2 separate regions of the Mus musculus genome follow, and region 2 is linked to region 1. Evidence: chromatin loops called from intact Hi-C (ENCODE). Cell type or tissue: heart. All regions are shown on one strand. Each heading gives the region's core, and the rest is flanking DNA. Links, peaks and the distances in the headings are about the cores only. Region 1 overlaps 2600014E21Rik (a long non-coding RNA gene). Region 2 overlaps 2600014E21Rik (a long non-coding RNA gene).

Region 1 (11,058 bases), core at 2,110-10,109:
ATATATACACATGTTTTAGCAAGAACACTTTCCATTTCCTAATGTTCATAAATAAAGAAATACAGCTTCATATTGAGTGTTGCTTTCATCATAATTAAATTTCCTTTACATTTGAATCTTAATATCTTCTTTTAGGATACTCTTTGATTAAGAAAGAAGAACAGTGCAGGTAGTAGAGAGTCAAGTGATAGCATCTCCATATTCCACAGCAAGGGGGTTTCTGTTGGAACCCCGCTTGCCTCCATAATCTAAACACTTAAGCGTATTAAGGTTCCAGAGATGGATTGATGTTTGGCACTGGGTGTCAAAACATTTCCTGCTGGGCCCTCAACCACTAACAAGCTTGCTGGTGAGGAGGCGGGGCGGGGCGGCTGATGGAGGAGGTGGAGAGAAGGAACTTTGTTGCAAATCCTGACATCTGAAGTCTTTATCAGTCCAGGCAACTTTTTTGGTTCACGCTGATGATACCATCATCGATCTGTCTGTCACGTCTTGGACTCACTGCTCAGTTGTAAATGTCTCCAGGCCATGGGCACTCTTACAGGGTAGTAGCATCCACCCCGCCAGACATCTGGATGTCAGTTATAATTGCCTCCCTGCTCCCAAAGTTGTTGCCAGATAGATACTCTCGATCCCCTTTGAACACACTGCGCTGACGCACCCAGGCTTTGGGCCATTGATGTGACAGACAGTCAGTTCCTGGCTTTGGCATATTTGGGGAAGATTTATGAAATGAAGATGGGGGTCCCCATTTCTGCTGGAGGGGTGGCTGTTTTCGTCAGCCCCGAGTTTAATGGTACAGCGGTTTCCTCTGATGCCTGTAGAGCTCACCCTTTGAACACGAAGAGAAAGAATACATTCACAAATTACTTTCACGGTGTTGCCATGTTTACTGTTTCCTGTTGTCTTTGCCTGAAAGTGTTCAAACCAAAATTAGTGCTGAGGGGAAGAACCTTTGAGCCAGGGGATGAAAGGAGCTGATTTTTTTTTTCTCTCGTGCAGGTTCCTGTGTCCCTTTGATTTAGGCACCGCGGACCTTAGACAGGATATGGCACCAATTAAGAACACGAAACTTAATTTTTGGACTACATAATCACATGATCCTTCTTGTGGTGTCTGACTGGGGGCCGCTGACACGGCTTTACTGCTCAGCTGCAGTCCTGAATGGTTTGGGCTGGCTTTGTTTGAGAGCCACAGGGCAAATAATACTGGGCCACATAGAGGCCTAGCAAATAGCTACAATGTAGAATAGGTTTTATATGATGACTGGTCGCTCAAGGCCGGAAACTTAGGCACACTCACTCCGTGAGTTCCAGATCTACGCTTCAAGATTGGAGGCAGATACTGCTTTTAAGATTTACATTTCAGAATAAATCCATTAATGTGATCTCAAAATGTAAGAACAGAACAAATGACTGCTAACTGCTTCTTCTTAGCTTTAAATCACATCTCTCTTGAGAGCTTTAGTGTTCACTGACAAGTCAGCTTTAGATAGTATCACAAAATAATGCATCTATGCTCAAAGAGATGAGAAAACAGTATATCAGGTAACATATTTAAATCATAAAATTACACGCTGATGTCTGCTTTGAGTGCCAAGAAGGAAAACAAAGGCTCACAAATACAGGCAGTTGGGTCAACCTTCTATCTTTTCACGCTGACACTGTGTTTGACTCTAGCTAATGGTTCCGTGAAAAAGGTATTAGTGTTTTCAGATCAGCCCCTGGTGGTCTACAGCACACATTACGTAACCTGCTGGTGGGTCTAACAGGGCTATTTCTCATCTGTAGACAGTAGCCTTTTATAATTCTGTCTGGATGTGGGCTTTTTTCTTTAAACTTTAACCTGTTTATGACGCACTTGAAAACAGTGAAAATGTTTATGGAGAGAAGTCAAATTAAATTTTGTGGGACGCTCTAGGAGGTTCATAGGTCTAAATTTGATCCTACCACCACTCGGTGACAAGCTGAAGTCATTACGCTAGAAACAACAACAACAACAACAACAACAAAGTCACTCGTGACTTCTGCTCTCAGTGGAAAATTAGCCAAGGCTGCAGCTTTTCCAGCCAAGACCCAGTCTCATTTCCCATGTGCAGTTGGTTAGCTCCTTGCCATATCCCCAAGGATTCTGTGTGAGACTGAAATGCTGCAGAAAAAAAAAAAATGAGAATTTCCACACTTAAAAAGAGCCACGGCAGCATTTGTAAGCTCTGATAAATAAGAAGAAATGAAGAGAAGGTTGGTTTTGCTTTCTTCCCTTCTAGCTAAAAAAAAAAAAAAAAAAAAAAAAAAAAAAAAAAAAAAAGGAAAGAAAGAAAGAAAGAAAGAAAGAAAGAAGGCATGAATGAGCAGGAGATTCCAAGGTTAAAATTGAGCAAAGGTTTGCTTTTGCTTTTTAGAGGATGTTAGGAAACAAAACAGAACAACAACAACAACAACAACAAAATAAAACAAACAACCCCGGCCAAGTGTTTACAGTTTCTCAACTCCAATTTGGAAGCAGTGAATGCTGAATTGGATGAAGCCATTGAGGTCAAATTCATCACCGGCTCTGTGAACATTTAGTTCCAGGAAGTGTGCTTCAGAGTCAGGTTTGTTTTCACTCTCAGCCGGAGTGTTTATTCTTGACTGGAGCGACCCATCACTCCCTCACACATTCATAGCGGATTCGGCTTCGGGCTTCGCGCACCCTCCCACCCACCCACCCACAAACAGGAACACAGTCGGTCAGAACATTTAAACAAAACAAACCCGTTTACGCCACTGCCTAGCAGCCTTTGAAAATAGCAGCCTGATTCTGAGATTGAAGAATAGAATCCTCTCCAGGGCAGATCTGGTGGGCACAGTGCATTAACTGCCTGTGCCACCATTTTCTTGTGTGCTAGCGGACCGAAGATGGTGAGGCTGCATCTGTTGTATAAGGGCTCATGCATTGAACTTCCCCGTTACAGAACCAGTTTGTACACCAGCAGGAGAGCCAAATTTCTCAGGCCACGGGGGCGCTCAAACAAAGCACACACGCACAGATCTTCTACTCACTGCTTAGCAGATGCGTGAGCAAAATTCAAAGGTGTTGAGCACAAGGAAAGCAAAATTCCTGTAGGGAAAAAAAAATTTTTTTTAATGCAATGGAAACGGCGCGTCAGTGAGAAATGGAGCTCTATGACGATACCAAATGAGTCTGTCATTAATAGACCTTCCTGCCTCGTGGTTCATAATCGCCCTTAAGAAACGGACCCAAGGCAGAGGTGGCACAGAGTATTTCATTGTGAATAAGCAACCTTTCCAGGGCAAGGTTGGCCATTGGAAGCTAGCTCAGGTAAACTCATTCCACAGTCCTTTCCACAAGCGAATTGAGGTTCTGATTTAAAACAATATATCATTGCCTTTTGTTTATGTTTTGATTAATTTCTTTAAAATACCATTATGAGATAATGTACCTTCGTCAATAGCATTTAGCTCAGATTAACTGTTTTAACAGGACCAAAGCCATGATGGTCTCAGACTGCCCCTAACTAGATCTTCAATTGAAGAGAAAAGAACTTGACTGGAAGAAGAGCTGACTCTCTCCTACTGACAGCTGCTCCACCACTCTCTTTTGTCTAAGGAAAAACATTTTCTTTTCTATGAGGTTTAGGCTTTTAAGACAGGAAAAAAAATCTAAAGCAGAAATTTGATTTTTTTTTCCTTTTGAGTGCAGGTGCCAAACATCTACAAGTATAAAATGATAGCGCTGTGTAAAGCAGACTTGCTGGGACACTGTTTATGGCACACACAACAGCTATTTGGATATGGAATTGTAAATAGGAAAATGTGTGATGCTCTTAAATCTAGTAGCAAGAGGAGTCTTGAAGCAAGGTTTATTATACCAATGCTTGAAAAGCTCTAGCTTTTTTTTTTATCTCAGTACGTTAAATTTTTGTGTTTGCAACAGTATTTTAGCTCTGGAGCTATTTATCTGGAAGCATCTTTTGGGGGTGGGGGGAATGGACAGATGTCCATAAACAAAGGGCGCCACCTGGTGGTGAAGAAGCGGTAAGAAATGTTGATTTCCGGATATTGCTTCAAAGACAAACAGATGGAAAGGCTGTCGTGTGTGTGTGTGTGTGTGTGTGTGTGTGTGTGTGTGTGTGTGTGTAAGAAAATGCATTATTCATCAAATTTGGAACTTGGATTCAAACGTAGTTCTAGTTTTCCAGCTAATACTATCTGACATTTATTTCCTATTCAATCCTTCAAAATTTACATTGCAAATATTTTATTCTCAATACATATATCTGAACAGATAAAAATATGACCACAACACATTAAGAACAATCTGAAGCAAAGTGCCCACATCATCTAGGCACCTTACTTTCAAGTTGAATGACCTCCCAGACAAATTTAAACAAAGGATGCATTTGCTGCAATTCGAGGTTGTCTCAGGGTGGCTTTGTGGCTCACCTAGTCGGAGAGCTGCAAAAGGAATGTGGTACACAGCTTAGTCACCACAGGGAAGAAGTGGCTTCAGACCCATGACTAAGAAGCAGGAAAATGTTCATTTGAAAATGTCATCTGTAGCTGAGGCGTTGAGGAATTTAAATCTAAGTATCGCGACTCTTCCGCCGCCTCAAACTCTAAAATTAGTCCAGGAATTACATATATCAGATGCTATGCAAAATGTAAAATAGGTTTGCCATTTATGGCTCTCTACGTAAGGTGTAGATTAAATCTTCAGCCTCCAATAAAATTGTATTTCTGTAATAAAACTGCTGCACCTTGACTCACGACTACATTGAATTCCAAATTAAACACCCCATTTACTGTACTGTAACAAGAAAAAGGGTTTGCTACACTGAACAATATTACAGATAGGGAAAATGTCTTGCATTTCACCTTACCACCAACATAGAGCTCACCTAAACAGGCCCATTCCCCACCCCTTTTATGAAATATAAAACATAGGAAAAAAGGAAATGTGTAGGCTTTGTCTTTCATTGCTAAAATTTATATTCCTTCCTAAATGAGCTAAATCAGCCTAAGTGGTGAGGCCTCAAAACAAGTCAATCAAGTAGGGTATTTACTGCAAAATGTCCTACTACATTTCCCAGATAACTCAGGCTTCTAAGCAGAAACATCTGGTATGCTAAAGGCTAGGTACATTTCCTTATGCATTATATATAATGCAGGCACTTTCCCCATAACATACACGCGCCATTCACTCTGCCATACACACAAGGCTGCAGAATCCACGGACGTCTCAAACTCAGGAATTATGGTCTAGTTAATCTCACTCAACATCGATTTTGAAGACTGAAACCTGATGTTTATTTTAGACAGCCCAATAGGGCAATTTTTCTTGCTACCATCCTGTGACCTAGCCATCACTGACTTCTGACATTTGGAGAGAGGTATCACTAGAAAGAGAAACCACAGATGGTGAGAACAGAGAGCCAGCTAAGCTGAGGCTGCTTCCTCTCAACCTCTGAATGGCAGTCATTAGGTCGAGGAACTGAGGGTCTGCTTCTGGTCCTTCTCCCATCTTGGGAAAGCGCCCTCTAGTGGACTGAGGCAGAAGTGTTCTCTCTGGATGTCACACCCAGGTCTTCACTGCATAAATACAGTCCCTTCCCCCGTGTCAGTCAGACATTATTAACCTTCAAGCAAGACACAGAGAGATGGATGTTGATCACGAAGGGATTCCTAATCGAGTTTAATGATGTAGTACACATCTGCTAAAAATGCTAATTGGTATGTTTCATTTGATAGGTGAAGGCAGGAACGGTCATAGATTTAATGGTTCTGGTGGGAAGAAGTTGTTACCAAGAATTCTGAAGTTAATATGAGGGAAAAGTTAGAGGTCTCTGTGTGACAGGAAGGTAATTTTGGGCTTCAGACATTGGAAATTTGAGCCTTAGTGTTGGCTCAGCTCATGGAAAGAGAATTCCAGTCGGGAAGGACTCACTCACAGCCGGAGTTAAGGTTTCCTGTCATCAATGTGTGTCTACTCGGAGGGATCCAGAGGCCTGTATCGTTGTGGCACTGAGCATTGACCTTTTTGGTAGCTTCAGCCTTCCATGCTTCCTTTAATGGCTCATTGTCACTTTTTGCCAACATGTAAAAAAAATCACGGGAAGAATAATTCAAATATTTAGCTCAGAATCAAGAGAAAGACTTTTTTTTTTAATTTCCTCAATTGCACTGTCATTGATGCATGAAGTCATTAGCTGTACCATGGTGGAAGTAAGGTCCACTTTATTGTCCCCACAGCCCTGAAACAATGGCATCTGAAGTTCTGTTGTCTGCTCTGGTGTTTGGCTGCTTGACCTGGGGTCCTTATGGGGCAGATAGCCACATAGCAGTGGATGATGTTGGACATATGAACAATGTCTTCAGGATACACTTGGAGTTGGCTTTGATTTCTCTAAACTCTGGGACTCCATCTAGACTTGTTCTAGAAGGTCATGTTGTTGCCTCGTTCTGACTTGGGAAGCATTCTTCTGCCGTGGAGCTTACTACTTGAGGGTGAGCCATGAGAACTTTCTTAGAGTTTCTGTAGTGTACATATTTAGCCTACATTTAGAAAATTTCTAAATACAAATGATCACAAATGTCTCCTAAGGAGCTGAGCTTAGGTAGATACTATTGGTTTGACTGTACCATCCCAGGCTCTGAATACAAATGGCTCTTGTCATCAGATTTTTTTTTACAGACTTCTATAAAATGGATCCTGTGTAGAGGAAATAAAAATGATTCCTAGTGCTAATATGAGATATGATATCAGTGACCAGCATTATTTTCCCATCAATAATGATAATTATACTAATTAGTCCAGGCATCACACCTGTGCACAGCTCTTATCCTTATTTTACAGATGAAGTAGCCGAGACACCAAAGGTTAACTGCTTGCCCAGAGCTATATAGCAACTCGGATAGCAGCACATTCCACAAAGCCACGTTGGCTGGACCACTACACATTCTTGCCTCCTTGGCAATGCAACAATTATGCCTCTCTTCCAAGAAGGCAAACTACTCACTGCTTATCTCACAGGAGGTTGGTGTTGATGGGAAGCAGAGCAGAGAGGTCGCCTGTTATTGGTTTGAAATTGCAACATCCTCATATTCCTACCGTTGTCTCCACTTTATAGGTTAAAGTTACATCGGATAGCACAAAGTTCCACACAGACACTCTGAGCAGAGTCAGGAGGCACCCTTGCAAAGCAGGACACTGCCGAGGTGGGGCAGATTCTAGTATATCCCGAGTTTGAAAGGAGAGTCAACCTTGAGAGGTAGGACATTCTATTCTTGAGTCACAGAAGAGTATGGGGGGTCTCCTCCCCACCCATTTAAATACTTCAGCTAGAATTGCAAGAATGTATTAAGAGGCAGGTTTGTATGCATGTGTTCAGAGAATAGTGTGGAGAATTTATCCTTTGGGATTAAAAAAAAGGCAGCAACAACAAACTTGAGAACAGCTGGTTCTGATACAGTCTGATAAGAACGTAAACAGGAAAATATCTTTGTTGACTTTTTTGTTGGTAATCAGTAAGGATTAGTTATTGTCTAGAGATGAATTCCAGATTTCATAAGCCTGGCTGTGAACAGCGCCTACAAAATGAAAGTAAATATCCGACATGGGTGAGGAATGGAGGGGGACTTGGGAGGAACCCTCCTGGTTAACATTCTTCTTGCTTGATTGAAAGAAGCAGCACTTAGAGAAGATCATTTCTGTACTCTTCGTTGTTTCTTTTGTCATAACGTGATTTAGAAATATTATACCCTACAGACGAGGCCCTGAATAGGTTCATTTGAAAAGGGGTTTAACGTTTCTCTCTGGCTTAGAGAGCCAATGCTCTTTTAATTGTTTTTTCTTTCCTCCTCTGCTTGGGTGGGGTGGTACTCTAGACATATATACAAAGTATCTCTTTGGAAAATGAGCGAGTATTTGCATAATAAACTCGTTACATTTATATGTCACAGATTTTCTTTATTGAGAGTTACTTAGGTTCAGTAAGTCACTTCCTGTTTGCCCAGCCCTGTGCTAGGCTATCACAACACCACCATGGGACGGAACTTTCTGCTGCTACTTAGCCCTATACTTTAGACCGTGAGACAGAGGCGTGAGTGAGTAACTACCTCTGCAGAAGACGAAAATGTCCAGACAGGAGGGAGTAGAAGGATGAATTCCTTGGGGGAGCAGCAAGTTTTACAAAGGACTTATTAGGGCTGCTGTTGAATACTGTTCCAACGGCGGACACACCCAGGTTTCTGCAATGACGTCACGAAGAGCAATGGAAGTTTATGCTTCCAGCCAGTACTTTGGATCAGCTAACGGTATACTTTCAGTTGTTTGGGCAGCAGGTAGATAAAAGGTAGGATCCAGCTCTGGTTTTGTGATCTGGAGAGGCAGGTAGCCTTTCTGTCAACACAGCGGTCATAGAAAGCATGGACTGTATCCTCCGGGATAACATGTCGTCTTTGGGAAGAGCAGTCCCTCTTCTAATCTGTAACTCAGCTACTTGTAAATACTTCTTAAAGGACTAACACAAACAGTGTATATCCCAGAAGCTCCCAGCATTTCTTTATTTAACAATATTAAGTCACTAAGTTCTTATCAGGCTCTAGACACTGCCCAAGATGTTTGGATTCACAGAAGAAATAATATCTTTAAGTTTTCTTTGTAGGACATAAAATCTGGTGGGGAAGGACAGCATCAAATGGATAATTACCCAAATTACTCACTGATGAAACTGTGACAAGGGCTATTACAAACAACAAATGCTGTTCTCTCTCCTCGGCTTCTGTTCTTTATTCCAGTGACAGTGACAGTGCCACGGTTTTGCTTTTAAGAACCACCTTCTGCCATCACATAGGACCGAGATGCAGCTGCCAGTCAAGGTGCCCTGTCTCTCGCTTTTGTTTCTCTTCTCCCACCTGGAATAACTGACTCTCTCCCACTTCACAATCTAAATACCTCGGAGGATTTATTCTTGGTTTTTCCTTTCTTTCACTTTACTCTGTATCTCAGCAGCAAATTCCTTAAGTTAAGGAGCTTCAACTTCTTACAACCAATTACAGTATTTATAACACTGCCCCAAATGTTTTGACTCTAATAGGAAAGAAATTGTTGTGTGATTGTGAGGGTTTGCTGGAACTCGGGAACAGACAATCTACTCAAAGGACATACTCAGAATATTCTATTTTGAATGCCATAAGGGTGGCTAAGTATCATTTCTTCTTGTGTCTTCAGCAAGTACTATTTCCAAATTAATCATATCAGAAGTCATACCACTTACAAAACAGAATCTGACTGTTACAAACTCTGGTGGTGTAAAAGAAAAGCTACCCCCGGACAGAAGTCCTGAGGCACTAGCTCACATGTTAATTCTCTATGAGTATGAAGGTCCGAAACTATTTATTTTAAAGCTAATGGATCCTGAAGTAGAGGTGTAATTAAATCATTTAAAAATATAGAGTCGCCTATTAAAATGAAAAAAAAGTTAACCCAGAGAAAAGATGAGAGAAGTCAGAGCTACTGGTGGTTGAAAAATCAAGAAACAAATGTGTGTGTGTGTGTGTGTGTGTGTGTGTGTGTGTGTGTGTGTGGTGTTAGGATGAAGCTAGAACTCACTAGAAGAACTAGCATAGACATCTGCTAACAGTGACTTCCTTTAAGAGAGGTTGGTGGTTGGAGAACATCTAGGTAGAGATGCTAATTGTGCATAAAGCTGGGGGGCAGGGGGATCTAGCACTCCAGAAATTATTATCGTAAGGAGTGTTGTATTGTACTCATTAAGACAGTGCCATCCATGGCAAGGAACTAACCCTTGCATAGATTTCATCATAGGACAGATGCTTATTAAATAACATACATTGAGTCTATAGCTAAAAATATGTGTGTGCTAACTGATTTATAGAAAGAGGACAATAACAAGGAAGGGTTGGAGAGTGTGTGCACAAGGAAGCAAGTTGAAGACATTGATTCTAGGGATAGGGGCATGGGGGAACAAAAACCAACCCAACAAATAAAACAAACAAACAACAAAAACCCAAATAGCAACAACAACAAAACAAACAGATATCAGGAGAGCAAATTAACAACTGCCAGCCAGGCTCCTCCATCTCATTGGACCAAGGAAGAGAAACTGAGTTTCAAATGCGTAAGGAGAAGAGTCTGTTTTAAGACCCAGGCAGACCGTGTGGCTTTATGGTGTAGTAAATGTGATGGACTAAATTTAGGGGTAGTCTATCCCAAAAGCTTGTGGATAGCTTTAGAAATAAAATTGAACCAAGATGAAACAATTAATTTTCCAAGTAAGGGTTTATGTCAGTCTTGGACCATTCTTAGAGAAGGAGAAAACATACTGGCCAGTTAGAAGCCTTCGATTTACATGTGAAGAGGGGCTAACGGTTAAGTGACCTGAGTAGCCACACCTTGGCTGTGGTTCCTAGGTAATATCTCATTAAAGGAAAAAGAAATCAATAATTACATTTTTTCCTCTGAAGTTCTATGCTAACTACGGTTTCCCTAAACACACACACACACATTACTTCATATATCATGCTTTAAAAGAAATCCACATACTTTAGGAGAATTATAAAATTCTTACTTTGTACCATTATTACTTATTGCTTATTTCTTTAATAAAAAGAATATGTTTTTAATGTAAAATGCTTCAGAAATACAGAGTGTATAAAAGCTATAACCTTTTTTCTCACTGCAAAGTAAGCAAGGAGACAAAACACAGACACACCATGTCTTGTCCAGACTATAGCTGAAGTAGCCATGTTGTGCACACCCCACCCCTCTCCCCCTTTCCCGTTTTTTCTCTGGCAGGAATCTGCTCTTCTGGGAACATGTTTTTTCCAAGAAAAATTAGCTTCATCATCATCTCCCCCATCCCACCTAGAACCTTCAGGCTGAAGCACTCAAAGTAATATCTCAGTGTTGCTTCAGGTGTCAAATTTAACACCTCTGTGAGTCAACTTTAGACTTTGGCTACCAAGGAGAACTCTGTGGACTTGAAGGTCATGGTTGCTTGATCTGACCTGAAGGGATAGATCTGATCTGATCTGA
Region 2 (11,058 bases), core at 1,745-9,744, 71 kb after region 1:
AAGCCACCTATCATGATGTGTACTACTCTCTAACTCACATGCTGCATTAGAATCAATTGGAGGGTTTGCAACAAACACAGATTGATGGGTTCCATCCCTAGAGTCTCTGATCCATGAAGTCTGGGGTGCAGCCCCTAATTTGTATTTCTAACTATTAGCCAGATAAGTGATTCCCTAACTTGGCTCCTCATAAGGCTAATCTCTGAGATTCTGACTCCCCAGGTATCCATTAGAATCTTGAACGCATGGACTGGGGATGCAACCCAGTTGCTACAGTGCTTGGCCAGAATGCTTGAAGCCCTGGGATTGGTCCCCAGCACTGTATGTACCATGCACAGTGCTATCTGCCTGTAAACCTGGGTGCAGACCGAAGTACCAGAAGTTCAAAGGTCATCCTTCACTACATAGGGGGTTGAAGACCAACCTGACCTAGAAGACACCTCCCTCATCCCAAAAGCTTTGTTTCCAGCAAGCATCCCAAGTATTTTAATGTAGAAAGCCATGAATCATACTTTAAGAAATACCAAATTAGATAATGGTCATGTTCTACAAAGGACATAAAAGAAGCAATTCCCTTGACATGAATCTGAAGTAAATACTAAGAATGTAGTATAGAAAAACATGTATTTACAACATTTCTATGTGCATATATGTGCATAATTTTGACATGTATAACTAGCAGCTTAGAAGAAACGCCATTAGAAGAAAAGGTAAAATTCCTGTATAAGATGAAAATTATTCTCACCCTTATTCATCTCTTTCAAACTGAGATTTAATTTTCCATCACAATAACTTTATAAAATGACACATCATAAACACATAATTTTCCATTGAAAAAATCCAATAGGCTGTCCACCTCCAGGGCCTTTACTCTGCACTCATTGGTTTGTGTAATTTCATACCTTAGCAGCATTCTTTGAATTCCTATTGATAATTCTGCATGACCTGTTATGAGGAAAACTCTCATCAATACAAGCATTGAGTACTGCAAATTATATACACAAATAAAATGGAACAATTGTCTACTTTTGCTGGCTTGTTTGGCAAGACCATTTTATATATTCTGACCTTGAATATGAAACCAAGTTATAATCAATTATTCAGTCACTGTGACACAGATTGAATATGGCCTTTATTTAATTTATTAACTTTAAAATTATTATACTCTAAGTAAATAAAAGTATTTTAGAAACCACTGTTTCTTGTTCTGACATCATTAGAGTATATTTTGCTATAGCAGAAGGTTATTAGTGCCCATTTGATAATCCACTCACTTGCTCACCTTCCCCTGACAGCCAATAGCCTCTTGGTGTGTAACAAAGACTTAATGAGCACATTCTGGAGTTCTGTGGTATCCTAAGACAAACACTTACTAGTGGGCAATATGTAGTATTGTGTGTAGTTAAAACTAGGTTATCCCAGTCGAAATGAAAAAACAAAACAAAACCATAAATCTTGTGGTGTCTTGTTCTTACATCTTAACTTATCTTAAGTTTGTTTCTCATCTGCCTGTCAGGGTATTTCAAGGGGTCTCTGGTTGCAATGTCTGCAGAATCTGTTAGTGGTATTAAAGATCAGCATGAAAGATGCTTATGTACCAATGTGTCCTATTGGGCAAAATACTATTCTGAATTGAGTCTCCCCACTGCCATTATGAAGTAGGCAGAACTCTGTTGTTGTCCTTGTTGCTGCTGCTTTTGTTATTGTTTAAAAGTCCGGGTGCTTGTATGTTCTTTATAAGAGAGAGAAATACTGAGTAAATGAGTCCCGTCCAGATGAGTAAGCAGAGCTGGTATTTAGTGGGTCTGTATGTCTGATGAGCTTGCAAAAGTCTAAACACTGTATGGAGCATGCTGAGGTGCCCTTGTCACATGACCAGAGTGCGGATCCCGACTCACTGTCATGAGCTTCTCTGAAGCCTTATGTGATCGTGAGCAAATTGATGGCTTTTTCTGACCTTCATTTTGTTTAGATGCCTAGAAAGAAGATTGTATTCAATAGCGCTGCCAGCCCAAAGGAAGGGGTTAATACATATTTCTTTTTTCCTCAATTATAAAACCATTAGATTTATTCATGGCTGGGAACAGTTGCTAGGTTAGTTCTTGCCATGAAACAAGTGACAGTAACCACAATAAAACATTCTCCTTTACTGACAGGACGGAGCTGAACGGACGCAGACAATAAAAGCATATTTGTAGGATGAGCCTTGCCAAGTCACTTTGATGTTTTGTTATACAACAGCAAAGCCAGATGGAAATGATGAAATGACCGAGCTGGGTGCAAAGCGAAGAGACAGAAGGGGTTTTTTCACTATTTCTTTTACCCACATAAATATTCAGCAAGTTGCAGGAGGAGAGAGCTTTTACCCAGAAGCTTGCAGATCACACAGCCCCACCCAGGCCTCCAGAGTCTTCTAGCAATGCTTGACTCTGAGTGAAAGGCAGAAATGAATTTCACACGCATCTGCTTCGGGGGTGGGGGGGTGTGCTCAGATAACACCCTGGCTTATCAAACCTTGATCAGAGAAAGAGGAGGCCAGAAACACATGGGATAGAAGACCTATCCTCTCTGACCTTCCCACTGTAATGTCTGAGAACCAGCAGGCTCAGGGTACCTTAGGAGAGGCATGAGAGAGAGGTGAGGATGCTTGAGACCCAGTGTGAGACCGAGTTATCAAACCCATCCCACATGCCAGATACTGTGCTGGGAGCAGGGAGGACATTAGTAAAATCATAGAGATCCGAAGGTACTTGGCCTCCCAAGCCAGACCTGTTGCAGAACATGGGCATTTTGCAAATTAATATTGACACATTTAATTTGCACACAACCTTCCTTTTATATGCTGCGAACTGCTTAGCCACAATGCAGCTATTGTTTGTTTTGCCATTTTATACAAAGGACCGCCAGCCATTGTGTAGAATATAATCACAGTGGTTTCTGTATTCGATATTGCATGAGATTCGAAAACTCGCTTTCAAATAGCCCGAGTTATGTAGTGAGTCGTGGTGATAAGGATGATAAACAGCAGAACCCAGAAATTCTGGGTTTCTGGAGTGACTTTAACGGAATTTAACGGAATAATTCCTAAAATGCGAGTAACTTGTAACAGGTCCCCTGGTTCATATTAGGCAGCCCCCAGATCTGTGTCCAAAGAGAAGATAGTCACTCTAAACAGATCAGCCACATCTTGAAGATAATGAGGCAGCCATCAATAAAATGATGGAGTCCTTGGGTCAGAAGGGACTTTTGAATTTTCAGCTGATCACATCTTGTAGCTCCCCCACGTCTGTCTGTCTTGCTTCTAAGCACAGGGCTCTTGCTGTCTAAACATGCTTTCTGTTTTTCACGAGTGCCTATATCAGAATTACACTTTGATTTAGAAAAAAAAAAAAGTTGCACGTGAATTCCATCAAGAGATGCTTGCCTCCTAACCTTCGCCCCACTTCAAACAGGAAAAGTTCTCATGGAAAGGCAGGCCAGATGCAGGTATATATCTCTGGGAGTTGTCCTGGTTTCTTTTTAAAGTAGGCAATGAATATACTTCTTGACACATGCACCTAAGATTTGTAGCAAAAACACCTTTCTTTCATGTAACTGATTTCCCTTTAATCCCCAACCTTAATGTATATCATCCCTGATGCAGGATCTCATGTGGGCTTTGAACTAGTGAGTGTTAACTCTGAATAATGAAGAAAGAATTGACAGTTTACTTTATAGCCGAGTTCGGGGTACATGAGGTTGAGGGGCAGCGGTGGTATAACTGTTCGCCTTTGACCTGGACACGAGCAGGTAAAACGGGGGTGATTAGTAGGCAGCAACAATGAAGTCAAAACCCAGAGGCTGCGCGACTCCCATGCATTTGCATTCCTAAGTCCTTAGGGCGAAGGCAGTGTTTAAAATAAAAAACCATCGCAAGGCAGAAAAACTGCGAAGAGTTCTCTCAAAGCACAGTGAGTTGCAAACCTTTTAATGAAAGACGTAATTCTTGGGCTGTCTACATCATGCTATATTCTCACGCAAAACACTTTAATGCCCGGTGTAAATTATTTTAGACTTTCTTACCATGGATTACATTTTTTTTTAATCATGGTGTTTGATTCTATTTTCCAGTTGAGTCCAGAAGAGCCATTTCCTGATAAAGCCTGTTGTGTTCCGTATCGCCTCCCTCCCTGCCTTTGGTCTCACTCTGCCTGCTTCTGATCCTCCTTTCTACTCTGTAGCCTGCCTCCACCCTACCTCCAGGGGAACCACAGCTCCCCTGTGCATCCTGAATTGAAAGGTGTAATGTGCTGATTGGTCAGGAAAGAGAACAAGGGCAGCTTTTCTCTGGACAGGATGTCGGAGAAAGTGGTCATCAGAAATGCTTCACTGGGCAAAAGGGCAAAACAGAGAGATGGAACTGCTGAACAGAACCCCACCCTCGTCACAGCAAAACTATTAGAGTACTCACAATGAGCTGTTCATAAGAGCTGTCTGACTCGTAAGGACACAGTTGAGTTGATTTTTAAGTGTTCATGTAAGAGGCTGAGGAGGTAGCTCAATGAATGAAATGAACCTTGTGCTGTGTAGTTGAGTAAACCTCGGTGCTAAAGACTAGGGTTCAGATTCTTCTCGCCCACTTAAGAGTAGAGCAGCTATGGTAAACTGTTGTAATCCCAGCACTTGGGAGGCAGAGAAAGGGAAAACGCTGGGGCATGCTGGATAGCTAAACTAAAAGAATCAGTGAGCCCCAGGTTCAATGAGGGATTTCACTTTAGAAAACAAACCTAAGTGGAGGAAAACACCCAAGGCCAACTTACACACACACACACATACACACACACACACACACACACACACACACACACACACACACAGACCCCATATGCATATATACAAATACTATTCACATCAAAGAATAAAGTAAGTCCAGTGTCGCACGTGCTGCTGGTGTGACTTCATACTGCTGCTGGAGCCATGCTTATGAGCAACACGAAGATAAAACCTTTATAGAACATGCTATACTGCTTTAATTTTTTTTCCTCCAAGACAAAACTTCACTATTTATATATGACCATAACACTGTCCTCCGTAAGCTTTATGTATGTGTGGTACCAGTTGGAGCTCAGAGTCTTGCATCTGCTAGGCACACACTACTACTGAGCTATATCACCAAGCCCAATATGCTGTTTTTATATCAAATGTCACACTGAACCATAATTGCTGCACAAAGTCTTCCTGGGCTATGTACAGGCACATCTGACTTACATACCTGAGAATCCAAGGGCATGGGGAATGTTATTATACTCCAAGTTAGTAGAGTGAATGAATAATGCATCCCATGGAGAAAGATGGGTGATATATACCCTGCTATTTAAATAATTTATATTTCTATTTTGTTGTCTTTGAAACACGTATGGAAATAGGAGAAGAACTCGGTGATGGTGACATAATTCTGTACTCTGTGTTCTAGATAATATGCAATGATAGTAAAATACTAGACGTGTTTATCCATTTTTAATTCAGGAGATTGGCAACATGGCTGCATGTGAGGTTTTGCAGAGGAAAGGGAATGTATAATTTAATATATCTTTTGTAGAATTTCCCCCTTTCTCCTAATGGAAAAAATATGCAGTTTTTACTTATTTATCTGTAACCGTGGGTGGGCTCTATTTTTTCAGCTGGCTCTTCCTATCTGGATTTAGGGTCTAAATCGGGGCTTGGTCCAAGGTTAGCCGAAGCCCTGGATGAGACAGCTTTGGCTCGTGTTTCAGTAACTATTGATTCTGGGACTGGGCCAGGTCTCCAGGGATTGGAAAGATTCCCTATCTGAGGCTACTTGGCTACAGAAACCCTTCCTCCAGCCCTTGCCAACTAAAACACAGTAGGAATAACTGTTGTGTGGCAACCGGGTATAAACACAGCAGTTGGAATGCTTCAGAAAGAAGCCTGGATTTCCTGGGTAAGTGTATTCAATGTTAAAACAACAATAACAGTGTTAAAAACACATTTGGGGATTGTTAGAATGCCTTGCCCGCTGATTCTCAGTATGATTCTTAGAGGCTTATTGGATGCACTGGTGTTTCTGAGTTCCTTAGGGCCTGTGCTGGAGGCTACAACCACATAAGCAAGATAAGATGAAAACATGAATTTAAAAAAGACCTCAAATAAAGCATATACAAAGTCTGTTGAACCGTGGCTTAGCTTTAAAAGTACGAGATACTGAGAGGGGGATTTGACTTTTGATGGTAAACCCTGAGGTTGAATAAAGCATACCTCTAGAGGCTGGAGAGATGGCTCAGTGGTTAAGAGTACTGACTGCTCTTCTGAAGGTCCTGAATTCAAATCCCAACAACCACATAGTGGCTCACAACTATCCATGATGAGATCTGACACCCTCTTCTGGAGTGTCTGAAGACAGCTACAGTGTCCGCTATTATAATAAATGAATAAATCTTAATAAACAAACAAATAAATAAGTTTTAAAAAGCATACCTCTAAGCCTGAGGACAGATGCTCTCACCATGTTTTCTACCTAAGGACTACCTGAATAGGACAGAGGTCTAGTGCATGGTCGATCCCTCACCCCTAAATAACTATGTCAAAATTCTAAGCTAGCCATGGTGACTTACTCCTGTCACTCCAACACTTTGGAGACAGATGCAGGTTGTGCCCTTGTAAGAGGAGACACCCCTCTATGAAGAAAGACATAGAGGGTACAGGCCAAGATGTGTCTGCAACTAAGAAAACTGGAGAAGACAACAAAAGAGTCTTCTCCTGAAGGTTTCATTCAGGTTGATGGTCTTGAGAACAAGCCACTGACTGGTATTCTGTTAGAACAGACCCAGAAAATGAATGTAGACTCTTGTCTTGAATCTCCTGTGTTTAGGCTCTTTCTGACTTCTCTTCATGAAAGAAGAGGTGTTTTTACATAGAGAATGTAATGTTTAACAATGGCTGTATCAAAGACATGTTTAACAGTGGCTATATCAAAGACTGGACATACAAAAAAGAGAAAATGAAAAGGTAAAGTCCTATGACCATGAAGGAATTGGGACTAAGATCAGTGGGTTAGCCTAGTCTCACTTGATCTAGTCTTATAAAAATACCCCTATGAGTTTGTATATTGCCATGGCTCCAAGACCCAACAACCATGATAATTGTGTTCTGGTGCCTGGAGGCTCTGCCTCCTCCCTGAGATCCTTCTAGAGTCTCCTTCAGATTCCAGGAAGCCTGGGGATGGCACTATCAGGACGTGCACTGTTATGGCATACCTGAGCTCCTGCTTCATTAGGAAATGCCTTATTGTATTCGGAATCTCTCCCTAGCAACCAACCCTTGATACAAGAAGAGAAGAAAATGAAGACGGAAGCCCTAAAAACGAGTGAGAAGGATCAGCTGCTCTCAGAGACACCGCAGGGGGCAGACCGTGATGGAAGACGAAGCCAGCACAGTTGTGCATCCCGTTGGTGCCACAGGGGCTCAAATGAGCCTCCAAAGCAAGGTTGCAAACAGCTCTGTTTCCATCACTTTCTGAAAATATGGCAGGTAGCTAGTGTGATAACCACTTTACTGCTCAGAGTACCTCAATTTGATCCCAACAAGATTACTCAAAGATGTGTGCAACAATTACAGCCATTTATGTATAGTGAATCATAAACCCAGAAAGTTAGACTACTTACTCAAAGGCTTATAGCTAATAAGGAATGTAACCAGGAGGCAAACTCGGGTGTTTTTGTCTCCAATACTGTTCTCTAATGTACTCGTCCCCCAGCCCTCAGTGGGGAGGATTGATTGACCACATATAGATCAGAACTCACTCATAGCTGACAGCAGATCATGTGTGTCATCCCTGGCCCAAATGTTCACCCACCTAAAATATATTAACCAAGTCAAGGTAACTCAATATAGCTGAGACCATGTAGCAGTGAACTCTGACGAGCGATTTTCCATATTCTGTAACTTTGATGCCAAGAGCATCACTGAATATTTACACCAAATGTCCATTGCAAGTTGAGTTGAAGATGGGCCATGTCACTCACTGGAATTTTGAGTGATTTTTATATTAGAAATAGGACAGGGACTCGTGTCCTCTGATGTCAAGCAATGTCTTTTTTTTTTTTTTTTTTTTTTTTTTTTCCATTTTTTATTAGGTATTTCGCTCATTTACATTTGCAATGCTATACGAAAAGTCCCCCATAGCCACCCACCCCCTCTCCCCTACCCACCCACTCCCCTTTTATGGCCCTGGCGTTCCCCTGTACTGGGGCATATAAAGTTTGCGTGTCCAATGGGCCTCTCTTTCCAGTGATGGCCGACTAGGCCATCTTTTGATGCATATGCAGCTAGAGTCAAGAGCTCCGGGGTACTGGTTAGTTCATAATGTTGTTCCACCTATAGGGTTGCAGATCCCTTTAGCTTCTTTGGTACTTTCTCTAGCTCCTTCATTGGGGGCCATGTGATCCATCCAATAGCCGACTGTGAGCATCCACTTCTATGTTTGCTAGGCCCAGGCATACTCTGACAAGAGACAGCTATATCAGGGTCCTTTCAGCATAATCTTGCTAGTGTATGCAATGGTGTCAGCATTTGGAAGCTGATTATGGGATGGATCCCCGGATATGGTAGTGTCTACATGGTCCATCCTTTTATCTCAACTCCAAACTTTGTCTCTGTAACTCCTTCCAAGGGTGTTTTGCTCCCACTTCTAAGGAGGGGCATAGTGTTCACACTTCAGTCTTCATTTTTCTTGAGTTTCATGTGTTTAGGAAATTGTATCTTATATCTTGGGTATCTTAGGTTTTGGGCTAATATCCACTTATCAGTGAGTACATATTGTGTGAGTTCCTTTGTGAATGTGTTACCTCACTCAGGATGATGCCCTCCAGGTCCATCCATTTGGCCAGGAATTTCATAAATTCATTCTTTTTAATAGCTGAGTAGTACTCCATTGTGTAGATGTACCACATCTTCTGTATCCATTCCTCTGTTGAGGGGCATCTGGGTTCCTTCCAGCTTCTGGCTATTATAAATAAGGCTGCTATGAACATAGTGGAGCATGTGTCCTTCTTACCAGTTGGGGCATCTTCTGGATATATGCCCAGGAGAGGTATTGCTGGATCCTCCGGTAGTACTATATCCAGTTTTCTGAGGAACCGCCAGACTGATCTCCAGAGTGGTTGTACAAGCCTGCAATCCCACCAACAATGGAGGAGTGTTCCTCATTCTCCACATCCACGCCAGCATCTGCTGTCACCTGAATTTTTGATCTTAGCCATTCTGACTGGTGTGAGGTGGAATCTCAGGGTTGTTTTGATTTGCATTTCCCTGATGATTAAGGATGTTGAGCATTTTTTCAGGTGCTTCTCTGCCATTCGGTATTCCTCAGGTGAGAATTCTTTGTTCAGTTCTGAGCCCCATTTTTTAATGGGGTTATTTGATTTTCTGAAGTCCACCTTCTTGAGTTCTTTATATATGTTGGATATTAGTCCCCTATCTGATTTAGGATAGGTAAAGATCCTTTCCCAATCTGTTGGTGGTCTTTTTGTCCTATTGACGGTGTCTTTTGCCTTGCAGAAACTTTGGAGTTTCATTAGGTCCCATTTGTCAATTCTCGATCTTACAGAGCAAGCCATTGCTGTTCTGTTCAGGAATCTTTCCCCTGTACCCATATCTTCAAGGCTTTTCCCCACTTTCTCCTCTATAAGTTTCAGTGTCTCTGGTTTTATGTGAAGTTCCTTGATCCACTTAGATTTGACCTTAGTACAAGGAGATAAGTATGGATCGATTCGCATTCTTCTACATGATAACAACCAGTTGTGCCAGCACCAATTGTTGAAAATGCTGTCTTTCTTCCACTGGATGGTTTTAGCTCCCTTGTCGAAGATCAAGTGACCATAGGTGTGTGGGTTCATTTCTGGGTCTTCAATTCTATTCCATTGGTCTACTTGTCTGTCTCTATACCAGTACCATGCAGTTTTTATCACAATTGCCCTGTAGTAAAGCTTTAGGTCAGGCATGGTGATTCCACCAGAGGTTCTTTTATCCTTGAGAAGAGTTTTTGCTATCCTAGGTTTTTTGTTATTCCAGATGAATTTGCAAATTGCTCCTTCTAATTCGTTGAAGAATTGAGTTGGAATTTTGATGGGGATTGCATTGAATCTGTAGATTGCTTTTGGCAAGATAGCCATTTTTACAATGTTGATCCTGCCAATCCATGAGCATGGGAGATCTTTCCATCTTCTGAGATCTTCTTTAATTTCTTTCTTCAGAGACTTGAAGTTTTTATCATACAGATCTTTTACTTCCTTAGTTAGAGTCATGCCGAGATATTTTATATTATTTGTGACTATTGAGAACGGTGTTGTTTCCCTAATTTCTTTCTCAGCCTGTTTATTCTTTGTGTAGAGAAAGGCCATTGACTTGTTTGAGTTAATTTTATATCCAGCTACTTCACCAAAGCTGTTTATCAGGTTTAGGAGTTCTCTGGTGGAATTTTTAGGGTCACTTATATATACTATCATATCATCTGCAAAAAGTGATATTTTGACTTCCTCTTTTCCAATTTGTATCCCCTTGATCTCCTTTTGTTGTCGAATTGCTCTGGCTAATACTTCAAGTACTATGTTGAAAAGGTAGGGAGAAAGTGGGCAGCCTTGTCTAGTCCCTGATTTTAGTGGGATTGCTTCCAGCTTCTCTCCATTTACTTTGATGTTGGCTACTGGTTTGCTGTAGATTGCTTTTATTATGTTTAGGTATGGGCCTTGAATTCCTGATCTTTCCAAAACTTTTATCATGAATGGGTGTTGGATCTTGTCAAATGCTTTTTCTGCATCTAACGAGATGATCATGTGGTTTTTGTCTTTGAGTTTGTTTATATAATGGATTACATTGATGGATTTTCGTATATTAAACCATCCCTGCATCCCTGGAATAAAACCTACTTGGTCAGGATGGATGATTTCTTTAATGTGTTCTTGGATTCGGTTAGCGAGAATTTTATTAAGGATTTTTGCATCGATATTCATAAGAGAAATTGGTCTGAAGTTCTCTATCTTTGTTGGATCTTTCTGTGGTTTA

The links. Peaks named below come from ENCODE experiments on the same cell type or tissue, not always from the same donor. Only the 100,000 strongest peaks of a DNase experiment are listed, where the experiment ranks them.
Region 2: a loop joins it to region 1, with 2.4 times the contacts of the local background. A loop is called at or near these places in 4 of 42 quality-filtered maps.

The regions. Positions count from the first base shown.
Region 1 is chr2:75,147,158-75,158,215 of GRCm38, forward strand. The region is part of intron 2 of 2600014E21Rik (a long non-coding RNA gene); the gene reads left to right. Among named protein-coding and RNA genes, the nearest start is that of Gm13652, 15 kb to the left of the region's middle. In heart, for the core only: CTCF peaks have their summits at 4,016 (motif pointing left) and 5,545 (motif pointing left); no DNase peak of the experiment used is centred there; H3K4me3 peaks cover 538 bases; H3K27me3 peaks cover 46 bases.
Region 2 is chr2:75,218,775-75,229,832 of GRCm38, forward strand. The region is part of intron 2 of 2600014E21Rik (a long non-coding RNA gene); the gene reads left to right. Among named protein-coding and RNA genes, the nearest start is that of Gm34401, 61 kb to the right of the region's middle. In heart, for the core only: no CTCF peak of the experiment used is centred there; a DNase peak (open chromatin) is centred at 5,817.